Regions from separate parts of the Homo sapiens genome. Here region 1 is linked to region 2. The links are chromatin loops, found by intact Hi-C in ENCODE. Cell type or tissue: ascending aorta. All regions are shown on one strand. Links, peaks and the distances in the headings refer to the core of each region. The heading gives the core; the rest is flanking DNA. Region 1 has its middle 32 kb from the start of DYNAP. Region 2 holds the start of LOC124904308 (a long non-coding RNA gene).

Region 1 (8,349 bases), core at 101-8,100, 46 kb after region 2:
GTATATATATATTGGATATTAGATAATATTATACACATGTACACATATATGCATACACACATATATATGTGTATACATATGTATATATACATACACACATATATGTGTATACATATGTATATATACATACACACATATATGTGTATACATATGTATATATACATACACACACATCATTTTATAGAAATATACACACTCTCTCTCTCTCTCTATATATATATATAATTCCTAATATATAATACCTATATTATTATATACATATACCCATTCAATAAATACTGAGCCAGGAGTACTGCCACGGAAGTATCACTGGAGAAACAAGCAATATTATCATAAACATTATCTGGCCCTGCTGGAATAGTCTGTCTGGGAGTTCTGAGGGTTCAGGGGTTCCTGGACTGATGCAGACAGCATTGATATTGGTGCAAGCCCCACTGGTGACATCAGTAGAAACTGACATGCTGAACTATGAGCTTCATGGTTGTTTGGACTCTGGACTGTCTACAGGGACAAAACAATGGAACAAATGGGAAGAAAAAGAAGCTGCCGTGTTGAATTTTTAAAGCAAAATTATTCTAAAAATTTTGAACTGTCTTGTGACATGTAATAAAATTATTAGTAGAAGATCAATATTTAAAACAAGACTTGTACTGAATAAATCAAAATTTTCATTTTATTTTAGGAATAAATATAGTCTTTAAATAAAATTATCTCTCAAAGTAATTAAATCCAGTCAGGTCACTAGCTTTTATTATTTCATATACTTTATTAATATTATGAGGCAATATCACCCATCATCTGTTATCATCATATTATGATGCATATTTATTAAATATCCCCATATTTCAAGCATAGGTGCATCCTATGAAGATATACCACAACAGAGCTTCTATTAGGTATAGAAACAAGGGGTCATAGATGATCAGAGCTAAAAGAAAACAAATTGCTTACCAAAAGCAACCTTGCCAGTTATTTTAGAAATAAAATTACTGAGACCAAAAGTGGTGTGGAGACTTTCCACAATAACTGTTCAGAAAGTTCTATCATCCAATTTTCTCCTGCTAATCCTGGAGTGCCTGCAACTAAAACCACCATTTAAAACCCCCCATGCAAAGACACGTTCTGTATTAGTAGTAACTCAATGCTCTGACAGAATACCAGAGTCCAAGCTCAAGACAAAGTTAAGAAAGATCAAGTATTTTGCAATTGATCACCATGCGTTGTGTGGTCTCTATCTCGCCTCAAGGCCTTCATGCTCTATTATAGGGAATAAAGAAGTGATATGTCTCTGTGTATAATAAATCAGATTGTTCATCTATAAAAAATAATAAGGCACTGTTATGAGTGTGACAGGATTAAGAAAGATGAAGAAATTTGAGCTCAGCCAAACAGAGGACAGAGGCTATAATCAGAGCAGGAGAGGGCTGGGAAGGAAGGACGCCATCCTTTATGATGTGTCACTCCTGAAAGAGGATGGTTAATGCATTGTATGATAATCAGCTTACTTACTCTTTATGGGTTGACTTTGACTCAACATAGAGAAGAATAATCTAATAGTGTAAGTCAACTAAAGAGATCAAGGCAACATCCTATGAATCACAGAGTAGCAAAGTGAAAAAAGCTTGAACCTCTAAAACCTTCATAAAGAAGAATTACTGCAGCACTGTAGACTTTTATAACAGCTGAATTACATCTTTAGTAGTACACTAACATATTACAGCAGGGAGGAGATACTATCTTAATTTGGCCCTGGGGCACAATAACCACAGCATAGATAAAATTTTGCAAGCATTCTTTTGTATTTACACCTTATTTTGATAGCCTACAGATGAATAAATTATTTCTGATGCTTGTACAATAACTGGCACATTCCACTTTCAAAATGCCTAATTGATTACACAGTCGCAAAACTCAATTACGAAGTACCAAAGAAAATATGTTACTGCGAAATTCATCTGATCTCTACATTGTCAAAGAATATTTCTTATGCAGGTATTAGTATATTATTCAGAATAGAATACCCAGATTAATATGATGTGCAAAGAATGTATGGGTAAATCCAGGATTGTCACTTTTCCCAATACCAGAGGCAAAAGTGCACCTTAGATTTTTTTGCACCTTAGATTGTGAAAATGATGCCACTTGCAGTTGCATATCCCACCGCCTTCACAGTCACATACTTCCACTCTGGTTTTTCTTTCTTTTTTTTTTTTTTTTTTTTTTTTGCCAAAAGAATTTGGAAACACTTATTAGTAAAGTAGTGAAAGTGCTTTGATATTTGGCCATTCTTTAGCCAAAGAAACTTGGTGGTCTCTTTTAGGTTCATCTATTAATGCTATGTCAATTTGTTTTCTATTTTGACTAACACACACACACACAAACCCCTTGGCTGAAATTTCATTATGGTCTGATGATAATTAAAGCAACTTAGTTCATTCATTGGCTGAGACCAATGTGACAGCTCCAGTTCTCTGATTTTTGACAATATTCAGGCAAAGAGATTATCTTAGTTCCCTTTTTAACTGTTTGATTGGCATAGTAACTAACAAGCCAGACAAGAGGTTTTAAAATATAGTGCAATTAGTGATAACTATATTTCCAGTATTATTCAATTAATTTAATGTATGAAAAGTCATAAAAATACACAGAGGTGCAAAAAAATTTCAAAAACCTTCTCAGATGGGTATTAATTCAGTGAGTGCTTTGCATAAAATCACTAAATGTAGAAGTTAAAAAAAAGAAAATTTTATACATTCTCTTATGTAATTATCATAAAGAATAAGAGTGGTTCTTTATTTTACTCAACTTCTAATACCAGTGACAGAATGTCCTTTCAACAGATTAAAATTAATGAAAAATAAATTAGATAGTATCTTGTAATAATAATAATTAATACTACTCAAAATGGAAACAAGCAGCTGAAAAATGTTTTGAATGATTGATTAAAAATGCCAAATGCATTTTTAATGATAGTGTCTTTTCTTCATTCATTCAGAAAATGTTTATTGAAAATGTAATACAAGTCAGGTTTTTCTGAGAAATAATGATCTACAAAGCAATAAATAAAACAGATTAAGTACTTGTGTTATTGGAGCTTACATTCTAGTCTTAATGCAGTTGGTAATACATATAATAATTGACTTTTGATTACAAATGTAAAAGTTCTTTTAAGTAACAGTAGTTGTATTCTTTTTTAAGGCAGGGTCTTACTCTATCACTCAGGCTGAAGTACAGTTGGCATGATCACACTCACTGCAGCCTCAACCTCCTGGATTCAAGCAGTCCTCCCACCTCAGCCTCCTGAGTAGCTGGGACTACAGGCACATACCACCATGCTCAGCTAGTTTTTTGTATTTTTTGTAAAGACAGCGTTTTGCCATGTTGCCCAGGCTGGTCTCAAACTCCTGAGCTCAAGCGATCTGCCTGCCTCAGCCTCTCAAAGTAGTTGTATTATATTATGGATAATAGTCTGCTTTTAAAAAATGTATGCAATTATATTTTAGATACAAGGACCTAGAAATATGATCAAACTCCAATGAACAAAAGTGAACTCTATCTTCCAGACTCTATGTCAACTTACAATGACCAGGAGCTCATTCATTTTCTAGAGTACAACATTTTCTCTTGAGTTGACCTACACTACTAGATCATTCTTCTCTATGTTGAGTCAAAGTCTTCTCAGTAACTTTAACTTATTGCCCCGGGTTCTGTTTTGTAGAGAGATACCCAAAATAAATCAAATTATTATTCTACACATGCACTCATATGTTCACCACTGCATGATTCACAATAGCAAAGATATGGAATCAACCCAGGTGTCCATCAATGATAGACTGGATAAAGAAAATGTGGTACATATACACCATGGAGTATTATGCTGCCATAAAAAGAATGAAATCATGTCCATTGCTGCAACATGGATGGAGCTAGAGACCATCATCTTAAGCAAAATTAATGCAGGAACAGAAAACCAAATGCTGCATTTTCTCACTTACAAGTGGGGGCTAACATTAAGCACACACGAACATAAATATGGAAACAATGGACTACTATATGGTAGAGGGAGGGGCTGTGGGTTTAAAAAGTATTTATCAGGTACTATGCCCACTATCTGGGTGACAGGATCCATACACCAAACCTCAGCATCGTGCCATATTCCTGTGTAACAAACCTGCTCGTGTATCCCCTGTATCTAAAATAAAAGTTGAAATTTTAAAAATTCTTCTAAATGGTAGTTCTTATTTTAGCACCACAAACATGCCCCCTCATTACTCAAATTTTAAAAAAAAAAAAACTTCTTACAAAAAAAAATTACAATTTGACTTTTACCTAAGTCAGTTATTTTTAATGGGGAAGAGGTAAGGAAATGAATAGCACCATCTGTTGTTGCAAAATGTTACTGCAGCCTCCTAAATGGGTGTTAACACCTGGGCAGCATTTTCCACACTTGCCAGTACTATTACAATTGTAATAATAACAATTAGCACCACTCAAAATGGAAACAAGCAGCTGAAAAATACATTTTGACCCATATGAGTAATTTGTCTAATTCCACATTACATTAGATTAAAAATGTCAAATGTGTTTTTATCAATAGAATATTGTCTTTTACTCCCTCATTCAGAATGAATAAATTCACTATAAAAAGATATGTGCTTAACAAGTAGGTGCACCTCTCTGTTCATAATTTAATTCTTATAACCCCTCTAAGAAGGAAAGATTATTATCCCCATGTGTTGATGAGACATCAACTCTTAAAGAAACACTCAATGACTCACAAGCTAAGTTTAGTGTGTGAATCTGAGGTTACCTCACTTATCCAACAATCATTTAATTAAGGTCATTCTATAATTATTGTACACCTTTGTTAATAATAGGAGAAGAAAAAGTATACATTGTAAAATGGCAAATTTTATGATATGTGAATTATATCTCCATAAAGTTGATATTTGAAAAGTATATTGAGGGGAGATGGGAAAAGTGAATTAGAAATGAAAGACATTTAGAAGTGAATCATTCAAAGGGACCAAACAAAAACACTGAAAAAAAAATAAAGATACTGGTGACTTATCTTCAAATGCATCAGGGATGCCTAGATGTTATTAACACAAGACAGGGCAGCAAAACAGAGGTAGTGTTGAGGGCTGGAAATAGAACATCCATGGGGCAGGAGTTGCAGGCATCCAGGCTGTAAGTAGTAGCAATGGCTTAGCAAATCTAATTGAAGATGCCAGGCTTCCTATCCATGCAAACACTCCAATCTCCAACCCAGATTTAAACAGATGATCAGCACTAAGGCATCCCCATTGGAGAAGCCCATCCTCTCACCGAGTACAAGAATCATGAATCTATCAAGAGCTCTGCAGGTCTTGCAGTCTTAGTTAAGGTCTGTAGGAGTCAGCAGGTCTTTAGCATTTGGAGGTAAAGTTTATGGAAAAGACCTAGTCTCCAGGGGTGAGGCCTGAAAAGAACAAAGTATGGCTGTAAGCACTCTTGGGAAATGAGTGGGAATCAACCAGATATTCATCAGCAATACAAAAGGGATCCTCTAATTATCAGACGCTGCAAACTAGCTCACAGAAAAGGGATTAAAAGCTGCAGGGCCATGATGGAGTTGTCCAATCTGAGGTCCTGTGGGAGCTGGGGACAGCTCTAACCCTACAATCACAGTGGGACTGCAGGAATCAGGAATCAGCATTGGGACATTCAGCCCCCACTCAGGGCCACAGCAAGGAAAGTTTTGAGCAGAATGTCAGGGTAGGACTGTGCTGTCACAGTGGTCAGAGTATGGGATTTGCCACCTAATCTGAGTTGAAGGTGGCAGAAGATGAGTATGAAGCACCCCTGCCCAACAGCAGAAGATAAGGGGCAGTAGCACTAATATAATTATTTTCTTTGACCCAGTTCTGCCTGGGACTAGGACAGACGCTGGGGCAAGAGAGAGGTTACAGGTGAGGGGGTTTGGTGGATTCAGCCATGAGGACCTGAGAGAGGCTCAGGCAGGGCCCAAGGGATGGAGCTGGAAATAAACATATTTGGAGTGATGATTTTCAACGTGTAAGAAAGCAAAGAAAATAATCTCTGAGCAAAGAAGCTGGTCACAGCATGGAGAAGAGAATCAGATCTTAAAGGTCCTGATGTACACAGGTTAGAAAAGGTGAGGAAGAAGGGCACTAGAGAAGGCGAGAGCAGCTAAGACAATGCAGAGGAGCTATAAGATTGAAGGAAATTATAAAGATAGGGCCAGGTATACAGAAAGGCTGTTGTGAAAATGTAGAGAAATGGTATCAATGTACAAAGTGAGAAAGCAGATGATGAGAACTTTGATTTTAAATCTAGAAGAGATAAGACATAACTTCAAGAAAACAGCATGGTCATTGTATGTGAATAAAATATTGAGGGTTGGGGTTCCATTCTCAGTAAAGGACAAATGACTGTATATCCCTGGATTGTCTGAGCAATAAGAGTAATATTCATGGTATTGATCACTCACTGCATGTTAGGCACTATGTTGAGTCTTTTCACCCAACCCACCCTCCCTTCCTACCAAATCCATTGCAAACTCTCCCAACTGTCTTCCCTATTTCCACTTCTACAATCCCCCAAACCCTTTTCCACACAGCATCCACACTGTTGATCTAAAATGAAAGCAAATATGCCACTATCCTGCTCAGAACACCTCAATGGCATTTCCTTTTCAGAGGGGAAATCACTAAAACTTAGAATGACCTGTAAGACCTTAAGAGGGGGGTAACCCCTGCTCTCCTGTCAAGCTTCATTGTTCACTCATTTATATACTTACTATGTCCCAACCATGCTGTCTTAAAAAATAAAGAAATATTTCAAATATAAGAACAGACAGAAAGAATTTTACATTGAACAGAATGTAAATGTTTCTAAACTATATATCTAAGAATGGATTTGCTAGATTCAAGTGTATGTGCATCTTCAATTGCCACGTTTTGCCAAATCAAGCTCTAAAACTACCTGTGTACATTCTTGTAGGAATGGTCTCAGTTTTATACCTACTTGCTAAAAATTAGGTATTGTCAGATTTTTAATTTCATCAGTTTGTTATAGGAATTGATATCCCCTGGTTACTGTAATTTATATCTTGTTCGTTTATCAATTTATTAATTCAAGAAATATTTATTGGATGCCTATATCTTCCAGGTCCTGACCAGAATTTTGAGCAACGAATAAAATTGCAAAGATTCCTGCCCTCATAGAGCTTCTATTCTAAATTCTGCATGCAAAAGGAGGGGTCTTGATAAACATTACAGGTATTTATTTGGGATCCAAAGAACTGTCTCTGACTAGGGTAGAGATGAATTGGAAACAAACTGACCCTCACAAGCAGGAAACCTCAAGTTTGAGTCATTTCCACACCTCATTGAATTAAGGTGATCCACCTCCAACCCAGCTGCCTGCCAGAAGTGGATGTAGATCATTTCTGGAGAAAGAGAATCCTTCTAAGATTCTCAAATTATTTCTATAAATTTTTCATGAAAAAATATTGGGCAAAAATTACTATGCATGTAAGAAAATAACATTTGTATGAAAAACAAGAGAAAGAAAATATACAAAAAAACAGACACACAGGAATAAAGGTACTGGAATTTCAGATATGACTTGAAAATCTTTATGATTAACATGTTCAGGAAATTAAAGATAAGGAGGTGAATTTGGCAGAAACATAAAACTATTTTAAAAATTTAAATTATAAAACTGAAAATAAAATAATATTAAGAATTCAATGGATGGCTTTGCAAACCAAAAATAAAATTTTAAGCTGCCCAACCATCTGAATAGACCTCTCCTCCTGGCAAAGGCATCCCAGAGTTAATCTGAAAAACTAGTTCAGGCCATGATGGGAAGGGGAGCAGCTAGACATGCCTCATTATAACCTCCTTCCTTTTGGAATGACTGAGAAGAGACTCTTTAAGTCATAAGAAACATTTACTCTCTGAAGCCTACTATCTGGAGGCTTTATCTACATGATAAATTCTTGGTCTCCACAATCCCTTATCACAACCCATGCATTCCTTTCTTTATTTTTCTTTTGAGACAGTGTCTTGCTCTGTTGCCCAGGCCGGAGTGCAGTGGTGCGATCTTGGCTCACTGCCACCTCTGCTCCTGGGTGCAAGGATTCTTCTGCCTCAGCCTCTTGAGTAGCTGGGATTTACAGGCCCCAGACCTTGTTATTCATAATAATTCTTTCAACAAATTGCCAATCAGAAAATCCTTCAATCTACCTGTGATCTGGAAGCCCCTGCTTTGAGTTGTCCAGCCCTTCTGGACCAAACCAATATACATCTTACATATGTTTATGGATGTCTCATGTCTCTC
Region 2 (8,349 bases), core at 252-8,251:
CTGGTTATGTTTGCATAGCAAATACTGTGGGAATGCAGCATTGAATCTGCATTCTGAAAAAAATAGCCTCTCTCAAATGGTTGAAATAGAAAAGCAATTTAATAAAGTACCTAAGCTATTTAATCATGCAGCAAGTTCATATATTAAAAATGCATTTCCCTATGAAATTATGGCTATTTTAACCTTAATACAAGTAAAGTAAAAATCATTGTAAAATATTTTGACTTACCATCAGAAAGCTAGACAGGTGATGATAAGTGGAAAGCTCAGGTTAATGGAGAGTTAAAAATATTTGTACTACTCATTGTTTAGATGTGAAGTTGTTTAGCACATGTAGGATTATGTCCTGTATTTTCCTTCCAACCCGTAGCAACCAATTTCATAATCCCAACTCTAGAAATATTTGTTACTTTGATGCCTTTTATAGTTGCAGATTTCAAGAAATATTGGACTTAACACTAAGTTAACTATGATACATCTATCCAGCAGTGAATTCAATTCAGTAATTATGATTTCCCATTGTATGCTACGCCTTTCGGAGTATATATTTATATAAAACAATAATATTAACCGTGCCAACATTTGACTGAAAAAATATCTAATTTCTTTCTTATGAGCCTTCCTCACAAGAAAATGACTCTGTAATCCATATAAAATTTCTTCCATTAACATACTAGTGTGTTACTGTTGACATATATTACAATTCCCAAAGAGAAGAAGATGAATCATTTGTTTTGGCAAAAGTTCAAACCACTTGGTAAAATTATTAGGAAACTCTAGTGGCAACCACCAAAACCACTTTCAGTGCTGTGTTGTTCCTCCCAACATCTCTCAGGTACAGTTTTTCTTAGCCCCAAAACATTGTTTGAGTAAAGGTATCCTACCTCCTACTGAAAAGGAAAAAAGAAAGCAAACTTATAGCTTACTTGTCAGCTTCCTACTTAAAAGCATTCCTCCAGCCTATCGATTCGTGGAATGACTCAATTATTTCTTGTTTAATTGAAGTGTAATATGTATGAGAACACAGAAATTATCTAGCCCCATTTTCTCATTTAACAGATTTGCAGAATTGTGGCAAAATGGAGGTTCACTGACAACCATGGTCACCTTTCATGACTTTTTGTCCGTTTAGTTTCACTTTAAACATTTACTAAGTCAGAAGCTGTCATTTCTTTGAGAAGTTATAGGTAAGTAAACAAATTGAAAAAAATTATCAGCATGAGTTGAGAAGACAGTTCATCTAAAATGAAGTAGAAAGATGGGGTAAGAAGATCCCCTTCCTAATTGGAAGTAGGCTGACTTGGCAATTTTAATTGTGTGTAGTGCGTAAATAAGTTCTACTAGGTGAGTTCCAATTATAGTTACGTTTTTACTCCAGAAAATCCAGGTTTTTCTTTGAACTGGAAATCCTGCTCACAATCTGCATTCTCCGCTCAACCATGACTGGAACTTGACAAAGGCTCTATAATCATGCAAACATTTCCTGGTGACTTCACCTTCTAGTTTCGATTTCTAGTCGGACAAATGAAGAGATCTGTTGTAATGCGAAACTTTGGCATTTTGCATTTAGTTTGTTTAACACTGTTGCATAATGCGTTTCACCAGAGGTGAGTTAGTTGGCAAGACTTGATTCATTAAAGATAATCAGTTATTCATTTATTCATTCATTTAACAAATACCTACGGACATCGGATTTGTGCCAGCTAAAGTCATATGCTGAGTGCTGTGGATTCAGAGCTAAAAGCCAGTGAGCTCAGCCTGGAGAGGACACTGATACTCAAGCAGGTGATTCCACTGTGGTGTGGCATGTATTACCTCTGTGGGAACTCAAAAGAGGTGTGGCAGATCTGTCAGAGTGGTGGAAGAAGCTATAGGGAAAGAAGCAGGCCTTTTGAAAGGTCAGAAGGCTCTGCAAAGTTTCAGGGGACAATAAGCTGAAGGCAGCTGTTCTCTTACCCTGGGGCAGAGGGTGAGACACAGGTACAAGGAAATAACAGGGGAATTTATCTCAATAGGCTTGTTTACCCATGTTGTCCAGAAACCCACCTTTGACCATCCACGCACGACTGCTCCCTGTAAGGGGGAACAATAATGTTAATTACCTGCAGATTGTGTTTGCTCCAGGCTTTCGGCATTATGTCTGTACTAAATAAAACCATGCAGTGCTAGCTTATCAAGTCTGCTCTCTCTTCAGCCCCTAGTGCGGGCAAGTCCCTTAGCAGCTCTTACACTGCATACCTGTGTCTGAGTACTCCTTTCATCCATCGCTCAGCCAGGGTGTGTGGGACAGACCTGGCAGCTGGTGCCTGCTGTGAGAAACACTACAACGGATTGCAATGGAACCCTCAAAAATGAGGGTGAAGAGTCTGCGCCGTCCGTAAGTCATTGATGCCCAGTCGGGCTTTCCATGTTCGGGGAAATTTTCAAGCTAGGGTTTCATCATGGGACAACAGTTACCCACTTGACAGAAACAGTATATAAAAGTATTGAAATAGCTGCTTAAAGCTAGTGGAGCCTCAGTTTCGCAGGTTCAATTAAGGGACCTAATGCAAACTGTTGTTTCCAATAACCCATGGTTCCCAGAAGAAGGCACGCTAGACCTAGAACTCTGGGAACAAGTGTGGAGAAATCTTAAACAACATCATGCACAAGGGCAACAGGTCCCAGTAACATCTTTAATGTTATGGGCATTAGTTAGGGCTGCTTTGGCCCCGCTCTACACAGAAGAGCCTAAAAAGGGAAGGGAAGAGGAAGCATCACCTACCTTACTGCCTCCTCCTCCTCCCTCAGCCCTGCCATTACTGGGTAAAGATATAAAAGAGGAAACAGAGGTTTCTCTGGAGCCCCCCTCCCCAAATAAATTGGAAAAAAGACAAGGGATACACTACAGTTATGGGACCCTGTCTTAGGCGAGTGGCATTAGAAGGGGAGCTCTTGGCCTGCCCGGTGATGCAAGATCAACAAGGCGATTGGGTATATGAACCCATTACTTTTGACACTTATAAAGAGATAAGGAAAAGCATTAGAGAAAACGGAGCCGCTAGCCCATATATGAAAGGATTAATCGAGGCCATGGCAGACAGTTTCCATATAACCCCATGGGACTGGTCAGTATTAGCTAAAACAACTTTAGAAGCCAGTCAGTACCTCCTCTGGAAAGCAGAATTTGATAAATTGTGTGGACAACAAGCCAACCAAAATCAATTGGCCAGGCAAAACATAACAGCTGCAATGCTCCAGGGAAGGGGTCCTTATGTTATTATACAACCTCTAATCATGCCCATCCCTGTTAATCTTTGGGGATGGGACCTATTAGCCAAATGGGGGGGTCACTCTGCAGACCCCCTTCTAATAATGGCCACTGTTGTTATTCCTCCCCTACCCCTGATGTAGCTCTCTCAAAATCCTATTTGGGTAGAACAGTAGCCTTTAAAGGGAGAGAAATTACAAAGAGCCCATGAATTAGTTGAGGAACAATTAAAAGCCAGCCATATAGAACCATCAAACAGCCCTTGGAATTCGCCCATTTTCATCATTCCCAAAAGGTCTAGTAAATGGAGATTTTTGCACGGCCTACATGCTATCAGTGCTAATTTGCAACGCATGCGGCCCTTTCAACAGGGGCTCCCTTCCCCACGGCGATTCCTCCAGATTGGTCTATAGTCATTATTGACTTAAAAGACTGTTTTTATACTATTCCCCTTGCAAAACAGGACAGAGAAAAATTTGCGCTTGCAATACCAGCTATCAATAATGAAAGGCCAGCTTGCCGATTTCATTAGAAAGTACTCCTCAAGGAACGCTGAACAGTCCTACTATGTGTATCATAGAAATCAGGTTTTGATTCCCAGTAGAAAAGAATTTCCTAATTGCAAGATCATCCATTTTATGGACGATGTCTTACTGGCAGCCCCAACAGAGCCAACACTTTTGCGTCTATATGCCTCTGTCAAAAAGAATTCACAGTTAAGAGGTTTAATCATAGCACCTGAAAAAGTACAGATGTCCTCTCCTTGGAAATATCTTGGATACATACTAACTTCCCAGTCAGTAAGACCTCAGAAGGTTAAATTAAATACTAACAACTTACACACCTTAAATGATTATCAAAAATTACTCGGCGATATTAACTGGCTTCACCCCACCTTGGGCATAACTACTGACAAGTTACAAAACCTGTTTTCTATACAAAAGGACAATGCAGCCCTGAACTCCCCTCAATATTTAACTGCCACTGCAAAAAGAGTCTATCCTCTCCTGGATAGACCTCCACTCCTGGGGACCACTCTTTGATTCGAAAAGAATATTACTGATTATACTCATGTTTGTCTCATGTTATTTACTAATTCTAGGATGCAAAGCTGGAAAACGAGCTGTAGCCGCTACACCTGACAAACCCGTTGCTGCACATATATGTACTCTTCAATCAACAAGACCTGATGCAAAAAACAGAAAAGGGGAAGATGTGAGGGATCAGTCAGAGTGGTGGGCTCAAGAGTGGACTTAATGAGGGCTGTCTCAAGGTTCTGTAATAAATAAACAGAGTAAGCAGTCACTAACAATATTGATATGCTGAGTGGAAAAGGTTTCTACGGCTAATATTAGGGCTCCAACCTCAGCTCTTTGAGTGCTAGTAAATCCAGATAGAGTGAGGGAGTTATGTGGTTCCCACCAGACAGCTGCTTTTCCATTTTTACCAGAGCCATCGGTAAAAAGCATTAAAGCGTTAGGTATGGGGGTGTGAACTACCTTTGTAGGCATAGCTACAGGAATATGAGATAAGAACTGAAGTAGTTTGTCAGCAGGAAGGCCATGTTCTATACAGCCCGCATAATCAGAGAGTGCTATCCTGAGGGTCTAGAGGTAGGAGCAGGACTGCTTTGAATTGTTTTTTACTTAAGGGAATTCTTATGACATCAGGGTCATAACCTAGCAATTATTTGCATCATCTGCAGCCTGTATAGATGACTTTACTAACTAGCTGGACATAGCGAGATAGTGTTTTGGTCCCGGTATATGAGCAAAAAACCCACTCTAGGAAGCGTAGCCCTGGGGCCATCTGTCCTGTTAATTCTGTTGGGGAATGATTAGTAGGAAAAACAAACAATTGGAATGAATATCGTGGGTCTATGCAATCTAGTTGCCTCTGAGAAATAGCTTGCTCTGTTTCCTGTATGAAACCCACTTGATCGTGGTGGATTATCTTTTTGATACCACCTGTTCCCCAATAACCTATGGAAATCAAAAAAAATTTTTTAAAATAAAGAACAGTATCTGGCACACAGCAGGAGTTCAATAAATATTTAAGAAAAGAAAAACTTTTTGTGTAACCAAACACCACCTGTTCCCCAAAAACCTTTTGAAATAAAAAAATAAAATTTTAAAAAAGATTACATTATTAAAAAATAAATAAATAAAAAAGAAGACTGGGTGCGGGGGCTCATGTCTGTAATCCCAGCACTTTGGGAGGCCGAAGCAGGTAGACCGCTTGAGCCCAGGAGTTTAAGACCAGCCTGAGCAGCATGGTGAGACCCCATCTCTACAAAAAATACAAAAAAATTGGCTGGGCATGCTGGCACATGCCTCTGATCCCAGCTACTCAGGAGGCTGAGGTGAGAGGACCACTTGAGCACAGGAAGTCAAGGCTGCAGTGAGCCACAAACGTGCCACTGCATTCCAGCCTGGGTGACAGAATGAGACCCTGTCTCAAATGAGTTTTTAAAAAGAGGTAAAATCAATATATTTTATAAATTTAATTATGGGTTAGCCCAATTTCTGAAATTAAAGTTTCAGCTAATGGGATTTTCAATGTACATAGCTTTTGTGATTAACTTAGATTATTCTAATAGCTAAAAATATCCACTAGTGTAGCTAACCATGTATTGGGGAATCTAAGCTTGTATAATTTACACATGAATTAGGTATATATTTTATCAAAACTATACAATGTTGAGTCCCTCCTTGCCAATGGGTAACACAGTGCTTAATGACACTTTAGCCAGTCTATAATTTTTCTTTCTTTTGTTATTAACAGTCTTATTTTGGCATTTAGGCCCCAATCTTGACCAACTAAAATAAAAATAAAAACAAATCCTTTAATCTCAAATTCAATTCACTACTCATTTCCTTCCTTTCTCCATCTGGGTCCATATTATTTTCTCCAGTATCTCTAAGATACTGAGGATGTACCAAGGATAGCGCACAGATCATAGTGGGTGTGGGAATCTTTTATCTGAGTCACCTCTTCCCCTTCTCTCTTATAAACTCTAGCTCCCACCAGTTGGGAGCAGGGAAGAAGGATAACAAAGGCAAAAGTGGTTTAGCTGTGATTCCAGACAGCTTCACCCTTTGCTGGTGGGCTATACCCATATGGTCTTCACTGTATGAGGGGCATGTACAATTTTTGGGGTGGGTGCTGTATTCAGCTTCACTCCAGCCCCTCTGTAGCTGAAGACCCTGTTAAACTCTACTAATGTCCTTAGCACTACCAGCAATCTCAACATATCCAGGAGTCTTTTCCTTACCCCAGAGGCTGACAAGGTCAAATACTTCTGCCCCTTCATTAACCCCATGCTCCTTTATCTGTAGCTAAGGTTACTCAGATTCTCTTCCTACCTTTAAGAGCCTCACAGATGCTGCCATCGGGGGATGTTGCCATGGCTTTCTTAAGTAGATTCCAGTAAGGTCCCTTTAAACCCTGCTGGTAAGGTTACTCCAACCAATGAACCAACTTTCTTCCTTCTCTCCTTCCTCCCTGTTTTCATGCTTTCCTTCCTTCCCACCAGCAGTGCTAATCAGTTCCAGCCACTCTGCTCTGCTCCTTGCTAGCACTTGCTGTTCAGTAGTTTTTACCGTCAAGGTTTCTTATTTTGGTTTGTTTTGTTTTTTTTTAACTATTATAATAGTGCAGTATGTCTCACTGTGGTTTTAATGACTAATAATGATGAGCATCATTTTGTGTAGTTACTTGCCATGCATATGTTTTCTTTGATGAATTGTCTGTTCAAATCATTCGCTTATTTTAATAGGTTGTCTTTTTGTCTATTGGTATGAATTCTGCATATATTCTAGCTATAAGTCCAGTGTTAGATATTTTGTAAATATTTTTCCCAATTTGTAGGTCAAATTTTCATTTTACTGAGAGTGTTTTTTGAGGAGGAAAAGTTACTAATTTTGGTGGAGTCAATTTATAATATTTTCTTTTATGAATTGTGCTTTTGTTATCAAATACAAGAAATGTTTGCCAAACCAAAGACCACAAAGATTTTCTCTTATGTTTTCTTATAGAAATTTCCTAGTCCTAGGTTTTACATTTAGGTCTATAATCTATCTTGAGTTACTTTTTGAAAGTGTGGGAAGCATGAGTCAAGGATCTTTTTAAAAGATATGCATATTTACATACACTGAAAAATTAGACAGTTGTACATATGTGTGTATGTGTATAAAATTGCCCAATTGTTCAGCACCAACTATTGAAGACTATTCTTTTCTCACTGAATTGCCTTTGGACATTTGTCAAAGTTGAATTAACCATATGTTTGTAGATCTCTTTCTAGATTCTCTATTCTGGTCCATTGATCTATGCTTCTTTCCACTTACCAATAAAACATTCTTGATTGCTGTAATTTATGGTAAGTCTTGAAATCATTACTGTGATTCTTTCAGCTTTTCTTTTTCAGAATTGTTTTAGCTATTCTAGTTCCTTCCCATTTCCACATAAAGTTTAAAACCAGTTTCTTGATTTCACAGAAAATATTCCTGATATTTTGATTGGGATTACACTGAAACTCCAGACCAATGTGGAGAAATCTGAACATCTCAACATTGACTCTTCCAATCCATTAACACAGTATATTTCTCTATTTAGGTCTTCTCTGATTTCTTTCAAAAGTGCTTTGTAGTTTTCAGCAGATAGCTCTTGCACATATTCAGTTAGATTTATATCTATGCATATCATGTTTTGTGCTATTGTAAATGGTACTAGCAACTCTAATAGTACACAGAAATACAATTGATTTTTGTCTGTTGACTTTACATCCTACACCTTTACTCAACTTGTTAATTGTAGAAGCTATTTTGAAGATTCTATGGATTCTCTTATTTTTTATTTTTATTGGTGGAGAATATAATCTATTTTTATTATATTTACTGATATATTAATATATTTCTTTTTTGATATTTATTTTTTAAAGATTAAGATATGATTGATGAAAAATTTGTATATTTTATATACTTATGGTGGAAAACATGTTTTATTTTTTTTCATAAACACAGCAATTCCCAGGAATACAATATGGTGTTTTCATATAAGTATACCTTTGTAATGATTCCCGCAATTGAGCTAATTAA

What was found. A loop is a pair of places that touch in the nucleus more often than their neighbours do. Peaks named below come from ENCODE experiments on the same cell type or tissue, not always from the same donor. Only the 100,000 strongest peaks of a DNase experiment are listed, where the experiment ranks them.
Region 1: a loop joins it to region 2, with 2.0 times the contacts of the local background. A loop is called at or near these places in 2 of 110 quality-filtered maps.

Annotation. Positions count from the first base shown.
Region 1 is chr18:54,555,221-54,563,569 of GRCh38, reverse strand. It overlaps the pseudogene DYNAPP2. Among named protein-coding and RNA genes, the nearest start is that of DYNAP, 32 kb to the left of the region's middle. In ascending aorta, for the core only: a CTCF peak has its summit at 4,414; no DNase peak of the experiment used is centred there.
Region 2 is chr18:54,600,938-54,609,286 of GRCh38, reverse strand. It overlaps LOC124904308 (a long non-coding RNA gene), which reads left to right and starts at 2,180. Exons shown (of 2, transcript XR_007066380.1): 1 at 2,180-2,377; 2 at 4,353-4,562. RefSeq lists an enhancer at 1,220-2,011. In ascending aorta, for the core only: no CTCF peak of the experiment used is centred there; no DNase peak of the experiment used is centred there.